Linked DNA regions of Homo sapiens: region 2 is linked to region 1. The links are chromatin loops, found by intact Hi-C in ENCODE. Cell type or tissue: CD4-positive, alpha-beta T cell. All regions are shown on one strand. Each heading gives the region's core, and the rest is flanking DNA. Links, peaks and the distances in the headings are about the cores only. Region 1 has its middle 4.5 kb from the start of LINC01672. Region 2 overlaps CAMTA1 (calmodulin binding transcription activator 1).

Region 1 (8,328 bases), core at 13-8,012:
AAACAAAATGTGGAGCCTGATACGGTTTGGATTTGTGGCCCTGCCCGAATCTCATGTCAAATTATAATCCCCAATGTTGGAAGATGGGCCTGGCGGGAGGTGATTGGATCATGGGGGCAAACTTCCCCCTTGCTGTTCTCGTGATAGTGAGTGAGTTCTCGTGAGATCTGGTTGTTTGAAAGTGTGCAGCACCTCCCCCTTCGCTCTCTTTTCCTCCTGCTCCAGTCACGTGGGACGTGTCTGCTTGCCCTCCACCTTCCGCCATGATTGTAAGTTTCCTGAGGCCTCCCAACCATGCTTCCTGTACAGCCTGTGGAACCGTGAGCCAATTTAACCTCTTTTCTTTATAAATGACCCAGTCTCAGGTAGTTCTTTATAGCAATGCAAGAACAGACGAATACAGAGCCATGCCCAGAGCTATTGTTAGGGAGAATGACTCTCTCCGGATGCCCTAGGATGGATGTTTGTGGCCCACTCCTACCAGAGTTGATTCTGACGATCTAGCTGGCTGAGTAACCCTTCCAAAAACTGCTTTACCCTTATGTTTTCTTTTCTCAAGAAAAAAAGTGTTGTTCAACCAAGGGGAAAGCACTCTCTGTTGTAACCCAAGCATGCAGAGGCATGGGGTGGAGGAGCAGACGTCACCTAGAGTATTAGTTTCCTGAGCCTGCTGTAATAAACTTGGTAGCCTAAAACAATAGAAATTTATTTTCTTACCGCTCTGGAGGTCAGAAGTCCAAAATCTGGGTGTCAGTAGATCCACGCTCCCTTTGAAGACTGTAGGACAGACTCCTTCCTTGCTTCTTCTGGTATCGGTGACTTGTTGGCCTGTGGTTGCTTCACTCCAATCTCTGCCTCTGTCTTCTCATGGCCGTCTCCCCTGTGTCTGTGTCTCAAATCTGCCTCTACCTTTTTCTCATAAGGACACCTGTCAGTGGAGCTAGAGTCCATCCTCAATCCAGAATGATATCAAGATCCTTCATTACATCTGCAAAGACCCATTCTCGAAATACGGTCCCTTTCTCATGTTCTGGGGGTTAGGACTTGGACATCACTTTTGGGAGCCACGATTCAACCCACTATACCCATATAACAGGAGACTTTGCCGTGGCAACTATAAAAATTCACATTCCATTTTGGGAGGCTGAGGTGGCAGATCACGAGGTCAGGAGACCTTCCTGGCTAACACGGTGAAACCCTGTCTCTACTAAAAATACAAAAAAAATTAGCCGGGCGTGGTGGCACACGCCTGTAATCCCAGCTACTCAGGAGGCTGAGGCAGGAGAATTGCTTGAACCCAGGAGGCGGAGGTTGCAGTGAGCCAAGATCGTGCCACTGCACTCCAGCCTGGGCGACAGAGCAAGATTCTGTCTCAAAAAAAAAAAAAAAAAAAAAAAAATTCACATTCTGAGCACCAAATGGGAAACCCCGTAGGTCTTGAAGCTTTGGCCAATTTCGGAAAAATTGCATGAGCAGTTCCTACCACTCCAAGACCTGGGCACGGCAGGGAATCTGGGGCGTTGCCATGGTGATTCTAAACCTTGAAACTTTTGTCTTTTCATATTGTTTGCAAGGAACTAGTTACTCAAACCTCATATGAAATGCAGGAATCCAACAGATAGGCTGTTTCTAGAGTAAGCTCATTGCTTGGAGTGAGAACTCCCCTCTGCCTTCATTGAAGAAACAGCACCTGTGACGTTCTTGGGATTCTCCCCAATGACCACCATACTAGGCTTAGCAACAACCTTAAACTTTCAATATAATCAGACATACCTGAGAGTGAGGAGGACAGACGAGGTAGAAGAGAAATGCTCCAACACAGCCCTCCACCACTCCTATTCAGAAGAAATTTTGAAAATGCTTGAAGGAGGCCAGGCACAATGGCTCATGCCTATAAGTCCCAGCATTTATAGAGGCTGAGGCAGGTGGATTACTTGAGCTCAGAAGTTCGAGGTCAGCCTGGACAACATGGTGAGAACCCGTCTCTATAATTAAAAAAAAAAAAGAGGCCGGGCACTGTGGCTCAAGCCTGTAATCCCAGCACTTCGGGAGGCCAAGGCAGGTGGATCACCTGAGGTCAGGAGTTCGAAACCAGCCTGGCCAACATGACAAAACCCCATCTCTATTAAAAATACAAAAATTATCTGGGTGTTGTGGTGTGTGCCTGTAATCCCAGCTACACAGGAGACTGAGGCAGGAGAATTGCTTGAACCCAGGAGGCAGAGGTTGCAGTGAGCCAAGATCGTGCCACTGCACTCCAGCCTGGGCCACAGAGCGAGACTCCGTCTCAAAAAATAAATAAATAAATAATAAAAATAAATTTTAAAAAAGAAAGAAAATGCTTGAGGCTGGGTGTGGTGGCTCACACCTGTAATCCCAGTAACATGGGAGGCCCGAGGTGGGAGAGGATCACTTAAGGCCAGGAGTTCAAGACCAGCTGCAGCAACCTAGTGAGACCTCATCTTTATTTAAAAATTAAAAAATTTAAAAACAAAACTCTTGACTCTACTAAGATACTGTTGGTAACACGGACAGTGAGTGAAAAGCCTCTGTATGAACAGCTTATCATGATTGGCATGACTCTGCCACCCACATCTGTATTTATAAGCAGCTACAGAGGGCCAGGTGGCAGGTGAAAGCTTGTTTCTCCAGGAAACAACAAACTCAGAGAAGCCGTGGCTTTTGTTGAATCTTCCTGGAACTGTCATGCAGGAAAGCCTGGGAAAGGGAAGATTTGGGTAAGTTCATCAGAGTTTCAGTCTGGACAGGATTTTGGCTGCAGATTCTCTTGGTAATTTCCTTTTACATGAGGTAAAAACGTGAGTGACTTTCCTCATGTTAATACATCCATCACCTTCTAGATCCAGCATCCTGCTTCCAGTAGCGTGCTGGGGCCTCCTGTAGCATGCTGGGGCCTGAACACATGGTCTGACTTCGCAGTCATGGCACTGAACCCCTGAGAACCTACCAAAAAGGAGGGTGCAGAGGAAAACCCTCTCCTTGATGGTGTCCCGCATGGCAGAAACAGGCTTTGCTCCTGGAATACTTTCAGGCCCAGGATCATCTTCACAATGAAAAACCAAGACTAGGCCCGGGCGTGGTGGCCCATGCCTGTAATCCCAGCAATTTGGGTGGCCAAGGCAGGCGGATGGCTTGAGCCTAGGAGTTTGAGACCAGCCTGGCCAACATAGCAAGACCTTGTCTCCACACAAAATGCAAAAATTAGCCAGGCGTGGAGGCATGTGCCTGTAGTCCCAGCTACTCAGGAGGCTGAGATGGGAGGATTGCTTGAGCCCAGGAGGTGGAGGCTACAGTGAGCCAAGATCACACCATTGCACTCCAGCCTGACAGAGTGACAGAGACACTGTCTCAAAATAAAAAAATACAAAAAGATAAACCAGGACTGGGAAAACAGAACTAAGGTGGTATGCCCACTTATTGTGAGCCTTCTGGAAGGAGGTCGTGCACTTTTGAAAAGAACCAGAGAGGCCAGGCGTGGTGGCTCATGCCTGTAATCCCAGCACTTTGGGAGGCTGAGGCGGACAGATCACCTGAGGTCAGGAGTTCAAGACCAGCCTGGCTAACATGGTGAAACCCTGTTTCTACTTTAAAAAAAAAAATACAAAAAACATAGCCAGGGCCGGGCACGGTGGCTCACGCCTGTAATCCCAGTACTTTGGGAGGCTGAAGCAGGTGGATCACAAGGTCAGGAGTTCAAGACCAGCCTGGCCAACATAGTGAAACCCCGTCTCTACTGAAAATACATAAAATTAGCCAGGCGTGGTGGCGGGCACCTGTGATCCCAGCTACTCGAGAGGCTGAGGCAGAAGAATCGCTTGAACCCGGGAGGCAGAGGTTGCAGCGAGCCAAGATCACGCCATTGCACTCCAGCCCGGATGACAGTGTGAGACTCTGTCTCAAAAAAAAATTAGCCAGACGCGGTGGTGCACGCCTGTAATCCCAGCGACTAGGGAGGCTGAGGCTGGAGAATTGCTTGAACCCGGGAGGCGGAGGTTGCAGTGAGCCAAGATTGCGCCATTGCACTCTAGCTTGGGCAACAAAAGCAAAATTCTGTCTCAAAAAAAAAAAAAAAAAAAAATGAAAAGAAAAAGAGAAAAGAACCAGAGAATCAAACACATTGTCCACAAAACAGCCCTGCTTCTGCACAAGCAGGTGATGGGGGCGCCATTTTCCTGAAACATCCCCCTTCCTATTCTAAACCTTCAAGTGCAGTCTCTTTGTACGCTTCTGTTCATTGGGACCACAAGTCTGCCCTCTGCTGGTTAAGGGACATGCAAGCATTATTACAACTGGGAAGGGGACCAGTGCTGTGGCCCCTTAACCGACATTTTTCCCAGAGGGGCAGTGATGTAGGCAGTAATGTACTTACCTCCTAACTCATAGAGACTTTATCTTAAGAGTCAGAGCTGTTGAGTGGCCGATAAAACATTCTCTACCTTCATGGGTCACAGATAACATCTACACGCCGCATATCCCAGGGAATTCTAAAATCAAGCTGGTGTTATCACACCTATGGCTAAAAGTCCTCTGAAACATCATCATATAAGTTAATCTCAAAGAGAAAACATAAATAAACCAAGGAAACATAAAAACAGTCATTGAAAGATACAAACCTGAGTCTGAATCCTGGTCTTTCTATTTACTAGCTCCGTGAGCTGGAACGAGTACTCAACCTCTTTTTTTTTTTTTTTTTTTTTTTTTTTTGAGACACGGTCTGAACTCTGCTTCCTAGGCTGGAGTGCAGTGGGGCGATCTCAGCTTACTGCAACCTCCGCCTCCTGAGCTCAAGGGATCCTCCCATCTCAGCCTCCCAAGTAGCTGAGACTACACACAAGCACCACCACGCCTGGCTAAGTTTGTATTTTTTGTAGAGACGGGGTTTTGCCATGTTTCCCAGACTTGTCTCAAACTCCTGGGCTTGAGCGATCTGTCCATCTCAGCCTCCGAAAGTGCTGGGATTACAGGCATAAGCCACTTCGCACTGTTATTCAACTTCTCTAAACCCCAGTTTCCTCAACTGTAAAATGAGGCTGTCTATAATTACATCAGATAATTGTTGAAAAGATTAAATGAGATCATTAATCAGGTAGCACAGTGCAGTATCTGGCACATTGTAAGCATTCTTTAAATCAGGGGTGTCCCGTCTTTTGGCTTCCCTGGGCCACATTGTTAGGATTGTCTTGGGCCACACATAAAATATACTAAACACTAACAATAGCTGATGTGCTTCAGCAAAAAAAAAAAAAAGGCCAGGCACCGTAATTTACAGCTGTAATCCCAGCACTTTGGGAGGCCGAGGCAGGCAGATTACCTGAGGTCAGGAGTTCAAGACCAGCCTGGCCAAGATGGTGAAACCCCATCTCTACTAAAAATACAAAAATTAGCCGGGCGTGGTGGCACATGCCTGTAGTCCCAGCTATTCAGGAGGCTAAGGCAGGAGCATCACTTGAACCCAGGAGGCAGAGATTGCAGTGAGCCAAGATCATGCCACTGCACTCCAGCCTGGGCAACAGAGTGAGATTCCGTCAAAAAAAAAGCAAAGACATCTCATAATGTTTTAAGAAAGTTTACAAATTTGTGTTGGACCACATTCAAAATCGTCCTGGGCTGCATGCAACCCACGGGCCACGGGTTGGACAAGCTTGCTTTAAATGTTAGCTTAAATATTTTTCTCTTTCAATTCATTTTATTCTAGAAGCTAGAAATCTTTGCTCACAGTGGCGCAGTAGGAAAAGCCAGTGTTGGAGAAGAGAAGTGTGTATTGAGACCGACAGCTTCATCACCTGTGGTCCTCAACCAGGGGCAATTTTGTGTGCCCAGGGGGTTTTGGCAATGTCTGGAGACATTTTTTGGCTGCCACACCCGGGGACTGGTGCTGCTAGAATCTGATGAGTAGAAGCCAGGCATGCTGCTAAATAGCCTTCAATGCATAGATCAGTTCCTACAACAAGGACTTATCCAGCCCAAAATGTCAATAGTGCTGAGATTGGGAACCCTCTCCCGGCCTCACGAGAAGCGTCTTCAGCTTTAACACTGAAGACCTGAGTCCTTGGCCAGCCACTGTATACAATCAAAGCTGTGCTTCTCTAAAGTTGAAAACTCATTTAGTAATGCCAGCTGTGAGCACTGTGAACAGGTATGGCACTAAGCAATGGTGACTCTGCTGAGTTCCAGAACTTTCTATCTCTTACTAACCAGTAGCATTTCTGCTTACAGCTTGGCTTTCCAGATGACAATAAAAATAGAAGCAAAGTATCTGGATTAAAAAGCCACCCAAAGTCAAGGGGTCAAGGCTCCATATATATATATATTTTTTAATCATAATACACATAAAACTTACCATCTTAACCATTTTTAAGTGTACAGTTCAGTAACACTAAGTACATTCACATTGTTGTGAAATCAATATCCAGAACTCTCATCTTGCAAAACTGAAACCCTATACCCATTAGACAAGAACACCTCCATTTTCCACCCCAAGGACTCTCAATATTTTCATAAGATAAAATACTCACAGAAAAACAAATTGAAACAAAACAAAACACAAACCGACCAACAAAAACCCAGAAGGTTTTTTGTTTGTTTGTTTTTTTTTTTTTGAGACAGAGTCTTGTTTTGTCACCCAGGCTGGAGTGCAATGGTGCCACCACAGCCCACTGTAGCCTCAACCTCCAGGACTCAAGCGATCGTCTCACCTCAGCCTCCCAAGTAGCTGGGACTACAGGCATGTGCCACCACACCCGGCTAATTTTTAAACATTTTTTGTAGAGATGGGGTCTCACTATGTTACTCAGGCTGGTCTCAAATTCCTGGGCTCAAGCTTCCTGAGTAGCTGGGATTACAGGTGCCCGCCACCATGGCCGGCTAATTTTCATATTTTTAGTAGAGGCGAGGTTTCACTATGTTGGCCAGGCTGGTCTCGAACTCCTGACCTCATGTATTCCGCCCACCTCGGCCTCCCAAAGTGCTGGGATTACAGGCGTGAGCCACCACGCCCAGCCACAAAATATTTTTTAAAATTATCTGGGCATGGTAGTGCACGCCTGTAGTCCCAGCTACTTGAGAGGCTGAGGTGGGAGGATTGCTTGAGCCCAGGATTTGGAGGCTGCAGTTAGCTATGATCATGCCACTGCACTCCAGCCTGGGTGACAGAGCAAGACCCAGTCACTAAAAATAAAAATTAAAAAATAAATAAATAAAAGGGGCCCTGGAGAGGTACCTCAGCCCTTCTGCCATATGAGGAAACAGAAGACAGACGTAAACCAAAAAGCCAGCCCTCACCAGACACCACATCTGCCAGCGCCATGGTCTTGGAGTTGTCCAGCCTCCAGAACTGTGAGGAATAAATGTCTGTTGTTGAAGCCACCCAATCTATAGTCTTTGGTTATGGCAGCCCAAACGGACTAAGACACGAAGCTTACCAAATGGCAGAGCCATGTGCTTCCCGAGATCAGCGATGCTGAGGAGAAGGCTGATCTACCCCAGTTCAGGAAGAGGGACTTAGGGCTTTCCTTGGCAATGTTCTGCTCCTGGGGGGTCCTTGGTACTCAAATCTGAACTCTGTTCCTCTGCCTATCAGTGAATGAAAACATCTCCTGGCTTCTCCACTTCCATCATTTTTTTGTTTCCAGCTCTTTCTCTCCTCCCCGTTTTAGCATACAGTAGTCCCCTCTTATTCACAGGGGATATGTTCCAAGATCCCCAGCGGATGCCTGAAGCCTCAGATAGTACCCATCCCTATGTATATTGTTTTTTCCTACAGACTACATGCCTATGATAAAGTTTAATTTATATATTAGGCACAGTAAGCAATTAACAATAAGTAATAATAAATAGGACAATTATAACAATGTGCCAGCATCACTACTCTTGCAAGTTGGGGCCAATGTTAAGTACTACAAGGGTTTCTTGAACACAAACACGGTGATACCATGACAGTAGCTCTGACAACCAAGATGGCTAAGTGACTAACCAGCAGGTAGAGCCTGGATGCGCTGGACAAAGGGAGGATTCACGTTGCAGACGGGATCAAGCTTACAGCGAGAGATCTCATCACGCTGCCCAGAATGGTGCACAGCTTAAAACTCATGGATTATCCCCTCTCCCTCTCCCCACGGTCTCCCTCTCCCTCTCCCTCTCCCCACGGTCTCCCTCTCCCTCTCTTTCCACGGTCTCCCTCTGATGCTGAGCCGAAGCTGGATGGTACTGCTGCCATCTCGGCTCACTGCAACCTCCCTGCCTGATTCTCCTGCCTCAGCTTGCGGAGTGCCTGTGATTGCAGGCACGCGCCGCCACGCCTGACTGGTT
Region 2 (8,328 bases), core at 158-8,157, 350 kb before region 1:
CTTTTAAGCCCTTACTATGTGTTGAGCACTGAGTTTCCAATAACATCTCATTTAATCTTCCTGGTAACTCTGTGATAGAGGTGTTGTCTTTGTCTCCATTTTACAGATCAGGAAATAGAATTTTAAGAGTTAAGAAACGTTACTATTCCATCCTTATACTCCCCTTCAAAGCAAACTTCCTTTGCAGAGTGTTTATATTGCCTGCCTCCAAGTTCTCTCCTTCCATTCTCTCCCAAGCCCATTCCTATCAGATTTTTACCTCCACTATTCCATCAAGACAACTGTTGTCAAGGTCATCAATGATTTCCACATTGCCAAAGCCCATGGCAAATTCTTAATCTTAATTTTACTTGCCCTACCAGCATCTTTTGATAACCCTCTCTCCTCATTGAAACGTCATCTTCACTTAGCCTCTAACAAGCTCACTCTCTCTTGACCTTCTGCTTTCTCTGGCTGTTGCTTCTCAGTTTCCTTTGCTGGTTCTTCCTCATCCCCCTGTCCTCTAAACATCAGATTGCCCCAAATCTCCCCTGGGCCTTGTTCACCATCTCCACTCCCTCCCCAGTCATCTCACCCAGACTCAGAACTTTAAACGTCATCTCTGCACTGACTACCCCAAAATTTATGTTTTCAGCCTAAACTTCTCCCTCTGAACTCCAGGCTCCTATATCCAGCTGCCTATTAAACAATTCCATCCAAATATCTTCTAGGATCTTAAACTTTACATGCTTCACACATGAACCTACCATCACACCCACACTCACACCCCTTCTTTCTGTAGCTTCCCCCCACCTCAGTAGATGACAGCACCACCCTGCCAGTGACTCTGGCCAGACATCTGAGACTGATCCTTGTCCCCTTTCCTTTGGAAACATTAGAAGCAAATCTGTTCACTCTACCTTCAAAATATGGCCAAAATCCAACACTTCTCCCATCTTAATTGCTGCCGCCTTGGTTCAAGCTACCAGCACCTCCTCCCATCTAGATGACTGCATCTGCCTTTTGGATCTCCCTGCCTACACTCTTGCTTCTTCACACTAGTCAGGGGGACCCTTTAAAGGAGTGCCCATCTCACCCAGACTCAAAGCCAAGGTCCTCCCAATGACCTATCTGTCCTGCATGATCTGGCCCCAGGATTCCTCTGATCTACTCCTTCCACTCAGCCACACAGTCCCCTTGCTACTCCCTGAACAGACAGCAGGCTCCTGCCCCAGGGCTTCTGCACCTGCATCCCTTGTGCCTAGAAGAAACTCTTCCCTCAGAATCCTACTCGGTTCACTCCCTCACTTCCTCTGGGTCACAGCTCAAATGGTCCCTTCTGGGTAAGGCCTCCCTAACCACCCTGTGAAATAGCAACATCCCCTGACACACTGCCTGGCCCTCCACCCCACTTTCTTTTTTCTCCACAGTCGATAGTCCTGCCTGACGTTCTGCAGTGTACTCTGCATCTTGCTATACTATTTGTTGAATGCCTTTCTCTAGTCCTCACTGGAATGCAGAGATTTTTCTCCATTTTGATCACTGCTATATCTCCAATCCCTAGAACAGCACCCAGATTTCATAAATATTGAATGAAGAAATGAATGGATAAATGAATGAATGAGCAAGTAAATCTGTTCAAGGTCGCACAATAAATGCTGGTGCCAGGTTTCAGATTTGGGATGCGTGCCTCCGGAGCCCACACACCTCGCATCCATACTCCCCTGCCTCTGGCTGCCCAGACATGTTGCCTGACAACCTCAAAAGTCAGAAATAGCCAACCAGCACACAGCCAGGGAGGAAGATGGTATAAGCCCCCATGTGGCTAATGGAACCAAGTATCTGAAATAAGATGTTTGAATTGGAAAACTGAGGACATATTGCCATGACAGTAAAACCACGTGTCGTTCAGCTCAGCTGGGATAGGTCAGCATTGAGAGTGGTCATAGGGCTGATTTCCATGTAGAGCGGGGTACCCACAAAGCCCCACAAAGCACAGAACAAGCATTTGCCCTTGATTCCAAGAAGGCTCAGGAGATGCAATGCAGAAAAGCCAGTACGAGTCCATCTTCACCACTGGGGAAATCACCCAAAACCCTGATCCTACCAGCAGAGCCAACCTCTGCTTCATCCCTCAAAGACAGCTTGGACAAACACCTCCGTCCTCTTTGCTCATTTGGATAATGGCCCCCCAGGCAGGAGGACACGGGTATTTTCAGCACATTATGGCCCAAATCCTTTGTTTTAATTGGTCCCAGGCATTTCCACTTTTAGAGCCTCCTTCACTTACTTGGTTTAAAGAGTCAATCTCTGAATGATCCAATAGGAGCCCAGAGAGTAGATAAGATAGTGAGACTAATCTATAACATTTGTGTTTAATGGTTAGATATTAATTGGCTTTTTAAAAAGTGCGTAAATCGGTCCATTTTTAGTCTTTCTAATCTGTTGGTTCTCATTAATGAAGGAGCAATATTCATCAACAGCTCTGCACTACACATCACCTTGTAAAACTATAGTCCGTTTATTTTTAAAAAATAGATTTATCACGATTTGAAATATAGAAAGTCATTAAAATAATAATTAAAAACACAACTACAAGCACAATAAAAGTTTCATGATAATAAACTACATTTTAATGTATATTAATTCCCCTAATGATTTACTCCATACATCTTACAGGGTGAAATCAATGTCTGTACCAAAAAAAATTCAATTAAATTCTATTCACTGTATCTTTCAAGTGAGTCTATTGTTTGCTTTTGTCACCTATCAGGCCATTTGTCAGTTGTTCTAGCTCAAGATTACAAATAGAGGGGACATGGCCCCATCAAGGTCAGAAGAAACACGTCCAAATCCTCCCCAATCCACCTTTACCATCTCCTGTGCATTTGTCACTGATGACCTTGTTTGAGGAGAGGAGGAGGAGGGGGAGGCTCGCTCCAGTCCATACTCCTAAGCAAGCCATCAGTCTGCGGGCTCTGACTGGCACACTCTCTCTCATGCTCAGCCAGCCTGTGGGCCTCCAAGCAAGCCCCTGCAAAGAGCAAGCTCAGACTGTCCCTCTTTAAACTTCCTCTTGCCCCAAAACACACACCAAGTCAGCGCCTCTCTTCCAAAGCTCACTTCCCCTCAGTGTTCAGAGCCAGAAAAAGCACATCTGCTTTCCAGTCCCCTGCACCAAAGCAAGTCTTTGCCTTGCCTGAGTGATTTTTCTAGACTTAACACTCACACACAATCTCCATGCTGAGAAAACACTGCTGGCGACAGTTTGACAAGCTGGAGGGCTGCCTGGTGGAGGCGACTGGGAGGACTCCCTCTCTGGTCCCCTCCCTATAACCCACCCTGCCCAGAGATGCCTCGGAACCAGCAGGAAGACCTGGGTTCAGGGCCAGGCCTGGGTCTGAGTTGCAACCTGGGATCGTCGGCTCAACCACTCCCTTTGCTGGTGACCACTAGGGGGCAACAGGCATCACCGTGATGAGAGAGAAGGTCGTGCTCAAAAGGTTGTGCAAAGCCAGAGGAGCTTTCGACTTTGGAAGGAAAAGAAATCACTGCAGAGCCTCATTCTATCGCTGCGGGAAGACAACAGCGACCACCAGTATCACGCCCATTTTTCAAGTGAGGAAAAACAAGTAACTGAATGAAAAATGATTTACTACGGGACCCAACATGAATTAGTGTCCAAGCTGAAATAAACCCAGATGTGGCTGCTGCATATTCAGGCTCCTTCATGAATTCCCGTGAAAGTCCAGAAAGTGCAGTACAATATCCACGCCTCCTTTCTGGCCCCTCCGTAGCTGCGATGTCGGGGCGCCTATGAAGCCCTTTTGAGCCCGCCCCCATCTGATGCTGCTGTTCTCTGTGTGGGCAGAGGAAAGGAGAGGCCAGTGCAGCCCCTGAGGCTGGCGGCTCCGGACACTTCGGGCCCCGCCTCTCAGAAAAGCCCGTCCTGCTCCAGAGAGCAAAGGGTGCATCCTTCCGAGGGAGCTGCGGCTCACCGGAGGCCCCGCACATCCCCAGCGGAGGAGGGCGAGAGGACGTGAACCAGAGGCCGCGGCAAGGAGTAGCAGGCGCAGAGCTCTCATTAACCAAGATGGCCTCACGCTGGTGCCGGGCTTTATAAGTCTCAGCTGCACAATGCTTTTTAAAATATAGGTGCAATTTGGGCCTGTGGTTAATACTGTTTAATTTTATTTTGTACTGCGTAATATTTTCCCAAGTTAGGCCCAGGGTAAGTCTGGAGTCTCAGCTCCAAACTTTGCTGATTTGGCAAATGGATCCAGTTAGCAGCCACACACAAGCCCTCGCTACCAGCTCCTCTGCCAGTCCCCTGTTCCCACTCCACTCTCAGAGGCCACAGCACCCCCAGAGCCTGCTGTCCAGGCTCTCTTGTTCCTCTCCCCTCACGGGCACCCCACTACCCACAGCCCACCCTACGGAGAGGCAGACAGACCCTGTGGTCCCTGGGACCAGATGGCCCAAACGGTCCGCTGACAAAAGACCTGTCCCGTTGGCTGACCCTTGGCTCAATTCGTGTGTTTATTCTCCCAGCAACTACTGATTGCCCCGTTGCCCCGTGCCAGGCCCCCTGCATCCCATTTTCAGTTTGGAAAATATGATCACTGTGATCCCGATGGAAGGAGGTGAGGCTCCAAAAAAAGGAATTGCATTTTCTAATTCTGGTTCCACCACTTACAAGCTGTGTGACCCTGGGCAAGTCAGTTAACATCTCTGAGTCTCATATTTGTCCTTGGAGGGTCTCTGGGAGGGCTAGGTGAGACGAAGCAACAACCACCTTCTGCATAGCATGTGGCATGCAGTAGGTACTCACTAAATGACAACGGCCTCTTCGTGGTGAAGGATGACAATCTTTCCCAGTTGCCTTTGGGTTAAGGGAACAATCATAAAATAAAGACATGGCCGGAAATGGGAAAACACTCCTAGGATACCGGGGGCCCAGCAGGGTCAAGGGCATGGCAGGAGGTGTCTGAAACTTGCCTTTCCTGCTCGCCAGCTCTGCGGAGGCCAGGCCTGCGTCCAGCTTGGCCATTCCTCCCACCGTCCCTGGGTTCTCGAGCAAGCGAGTGAACAAAGAGAGGGAGCAACTTAGAGGAGAGTGTCTTCCTGCTCCACTGTCAATTATCTGCACAAAAACATGCTGATATATCTGCTTGGCCAAAGCACCCGGTAAGTGCTAGCATGTAATAAGAAAGAGAAAGAAGATTTTCACGCCCAGCATGCTAAGAAATAAGAAAATGACTCATAGTCCCAGGGCAGCCTTTCGAGTGGCTGGCAGGGCCCCTGCCACTGAGAGAGGCCCTGGCAGGCTAATTGGGAGCTGGGAGCTGAATTGGCCGGATGTTCAGTAGCCATGAATTTTTCTGAATCCCAATAAAGTGCCTTTTACTTTATTTGTCCAGATTATTTATAAATGGATTTTTCAATAAAAAACAGAGCTCGGGATGCATGATGGATTTTCTCTGGCACCTCACACAGGGCACGTTCATCCCCATCGTGGTCTGCCTGGCCCAACAGCACATGCCTTGATCAGGCCGTCCTCTCTTTGGGCCATAGATTGGCTTTCAATAATTTCTCAGAAGCCCGTGGGTAGTCACCAAATTTAAACTCATGTCCGTAAAACTCAAATTCAACTCAATAAGCGTTTATTGATATCCCACGACATACAAGATATTAAGCTCAGTGCTGTGCTGGAGAGAGGCGGTGGAAGAGGAAATCCAAGCATCTTAAGCGTCTTGCCATTTAGAAAAGAACGTACTTGTGTACAAAACTGAGCACAACACAATGAGCCTGGAGAAAGGCTAAAGCGACCACACCGCTGCATGAATACGAGGGCAGATGTCTTTTGCTTTCAAGTAGGATATTTTGGGCTGCAAAATTACAGAAAATCCAACCTAAATTACCTTAAAGAAGAAGGAAAATGTACCATCTCATGTCACAAGAAGTCTGGAGGTAGGGTTGATGTCAGCTGGGTTCCTTCTCTCGGCTCAACCATGCTATGACCTTGGGCTGGACCCACATGGCTGCAAGGTGACCATAGCGGCCTCCCATAACCATCACATTTTCCAAAGTCCAGAAGACAGAAATCATACACCCTTTTTTAAGAGCCAGGAAATTGTCCTAGAAGTGCCTAGCCATCTCACTGGCAATAACTGAGTTACAGGCCGCCCCTAAACCAATCACTGACCATGATGGGCTTAGACGGATCTAGGTTTATCCCCTGGGACTGGAGAGGGCCCTGGCATCTCCCCAAGAATTTGGCCACTGACACCTGAACACAGTCAAGGTCCTGTCGGCAAGAAATAAGACGGGAATGCTATTGGGGAAACCATCAAAAGTTGCCCTTGCCTGGTAAAACTGATCCTCTCAGAAGATGTTCTGGGTTAAAATAGACAAATAGACACACAATAAATGCGAGGAACTTATCTACCTTGTTCTTTGCCGTATGCCTTGCAAGGAACATGGTTCCCAGCATGCAGCAGATACTCAAATATTTGTTGAATGAATGAATCCTGGAATTAAACCAAGAGGCTGGTTGGGAACAGAGTCAAGATCATTCAAATCCCCCTCAGATCTCAGAGAAGCAGAAGAAGAAGAAGAAGAATTCAGCAAGTAAGAACCTAATTGGTTGCATTGAAGCCTGTTTAAAGAAAGACAATGCTTAAAGACAGGGAACTTCCTAAGGAGTTAAAGGAGTCCTATTTGTCTAGCACTGTCCAGGGAAGAGAGACCCTGAGTACAAGGGACAGGAACTTCCCAGCCCCGGGAGAGGCCTTCGTCCCTAGGAAGCAGAGATAACTCTTCCACCTTTTCCATGCCATAGATTTACCAGCCCTACCAACAACCTCCCTGCCCTTCCAATTCCCAACACTCCAGCCAACTTCTGATGAGACAGTGCTATGGGTAAGGGGGTGCCCCGTGTGGGGACTGGGGCATTCCAAGCACAGGGAAGGTGTCTACCTTTCACCACATCTTAATAACATGACACCCAGTTTATGTGCCCATCCAGCAGGAGTCAACTGCTTACATATTAGATGCTGCTTCCAGGCTGAGAGTCAGCGATAACAAATGTCCTGCCTTGATCTAATCAAGCCAATGTAAAATAGCAAATACAGTCACCTGGGTAAAGGACAATGCCATGTTCCTCTAAACTGAGCCTATGATGCTTCCCAGATGACAATTTAGCCCAGAAAGGAAGTAAAACTTTCCTTCCCTTGGCTTTACCTATTATTCAGGAAAAGTCCAGGCCCTGAACATGGGGCTAACACAGCCATTTGGGAAGCTGACCGTCCCGTGTCGCAGATGTTGTTAGCATCAGGACTTCTGAAAGAATGCAACTGTTTACTTAACAGACAAATGGACATTTAATATTTAAGGTTTTCTCTTTAAGCAAGGAGTCAGCTTCAACTTCATGCACTTTGCAGCCTGATGCAAGTTCTACCAAATCCATCCAGAACATGGGAAAGAGGGGAAGCATTTCATTTTCAGAGGTTACTGATGCTCTGTGTCGAAAATGTAAGCACGTTTATCTTGAAAGCAGTAAAATCTGATCTATAGATTTTCTTAGATCTTTCTAAGTCAGTGTTGACCAGGGACCAGAAAAATCTGTCTCAACTTCTTTAAATGACACACCCTGTTTATCAATCAAAAGTGTGTGTGCCTTGTCCCACACTGTAGATCCCGGGGTGGTGCATAGCCAGCCCACCTGAGATGAGACACTGAGGGTGGGAAGGCCCTAAGCATGGGCCAAGGCCAACAGCTACAGCCCCAGGAGCCAGGGATGCCCCTGTGATGCTGTTGCCCTGGGAGAAGAAGAGGGAACCACTAGAAAGGAGACGATTTGTAGAGCATCAAAGGGCCAGAGAGAAAAGACCCCTCGGAGAGGATGGTCTCAGAGAAGAGGGGCTGAACTGGAAGCAAGCAATTAGGACATAAACAGGTATGAGGTCAAGCTCAAGTGGCCCCAGATCCCAGGCTCAGCCCCTCCCAGTTGCCAGTCAGTTCTGGTGTAAGCACCAGCAGGTCTCATTTCTCCGCCTTGTGCTTGCTCAGGGTGCCTGAGGCTCAGCTGCTGCCAGCAAGCGCCAATGGCACAGTCAAGTTTAAGCCAGTGCTGCGTTCTTCTCCATTTCACACCCAGTCTTAAGACTGCTTTACTCTTTCACAATGTAAGGGAATAGATAAACATGCCTTAAAGGCCACTTGCTCTTTGACAGAAGAAAACTATTTTACCAGGTTGAAAGAAAAATCATTATTTCCCTGACTGGTCTTTTCTGCAGTCAGATATTTTGACCTAGGGCTTCCACCTATCCACGGACCCATCTCCCTTTT

Evidence for each region. Hi-C counts contacts between places; a loop is a spot of excess contacts. Peaks named below come from ENCODE experiments on the same cell type or tissue, not always from the same donor. Only the 100,000 strongest peaks of a DNase experiment are listed, where the experiment ranks them.
Region 2: a loop joins it to region 1, with 15 times the contacts of the local background. A loop is called at or near these places in 76 of 110 quality-filtered maps.

The regions. Positions count from the first base shown.
Region 1 is chr1:6,716,123-6,724,450 of GRCh38, reverse strand. No RefSeq gene overlaps it. Among named protein-coding and RNA genes, the nearest start is that of LINC01672, 4.5 kb to the left of the region's middle. In CD4-positive, alpha-beta T cell, for the core only: CTCF peaks have their summits at 4,095 and 4,295 (motif pointing left); a DNase peak (open chromatin) is centred at 4,270.
Region 2 is chr1:7,065,692-7,074,019 of GRCh38, reverse strand. The region is part of intron 3 of CAMTA1 (calmodulin binding transcription activator 1); the gene reads right to left. Among named protein-coding and RNA genes, the nearest start is that of CAMTA1-AS3, 56 kb to the right of the region's middle. RefSeq lists an enhancer at 3,336-3,455. In CD4-positive, alpha-beta T cell, for the core only: CTCF peaks have their summits at 3,261 and 3,461 (motif pointing right); a DNase peak (open chromatin) is centred at 3,429; H3K27me3 peaks cover 190 bases.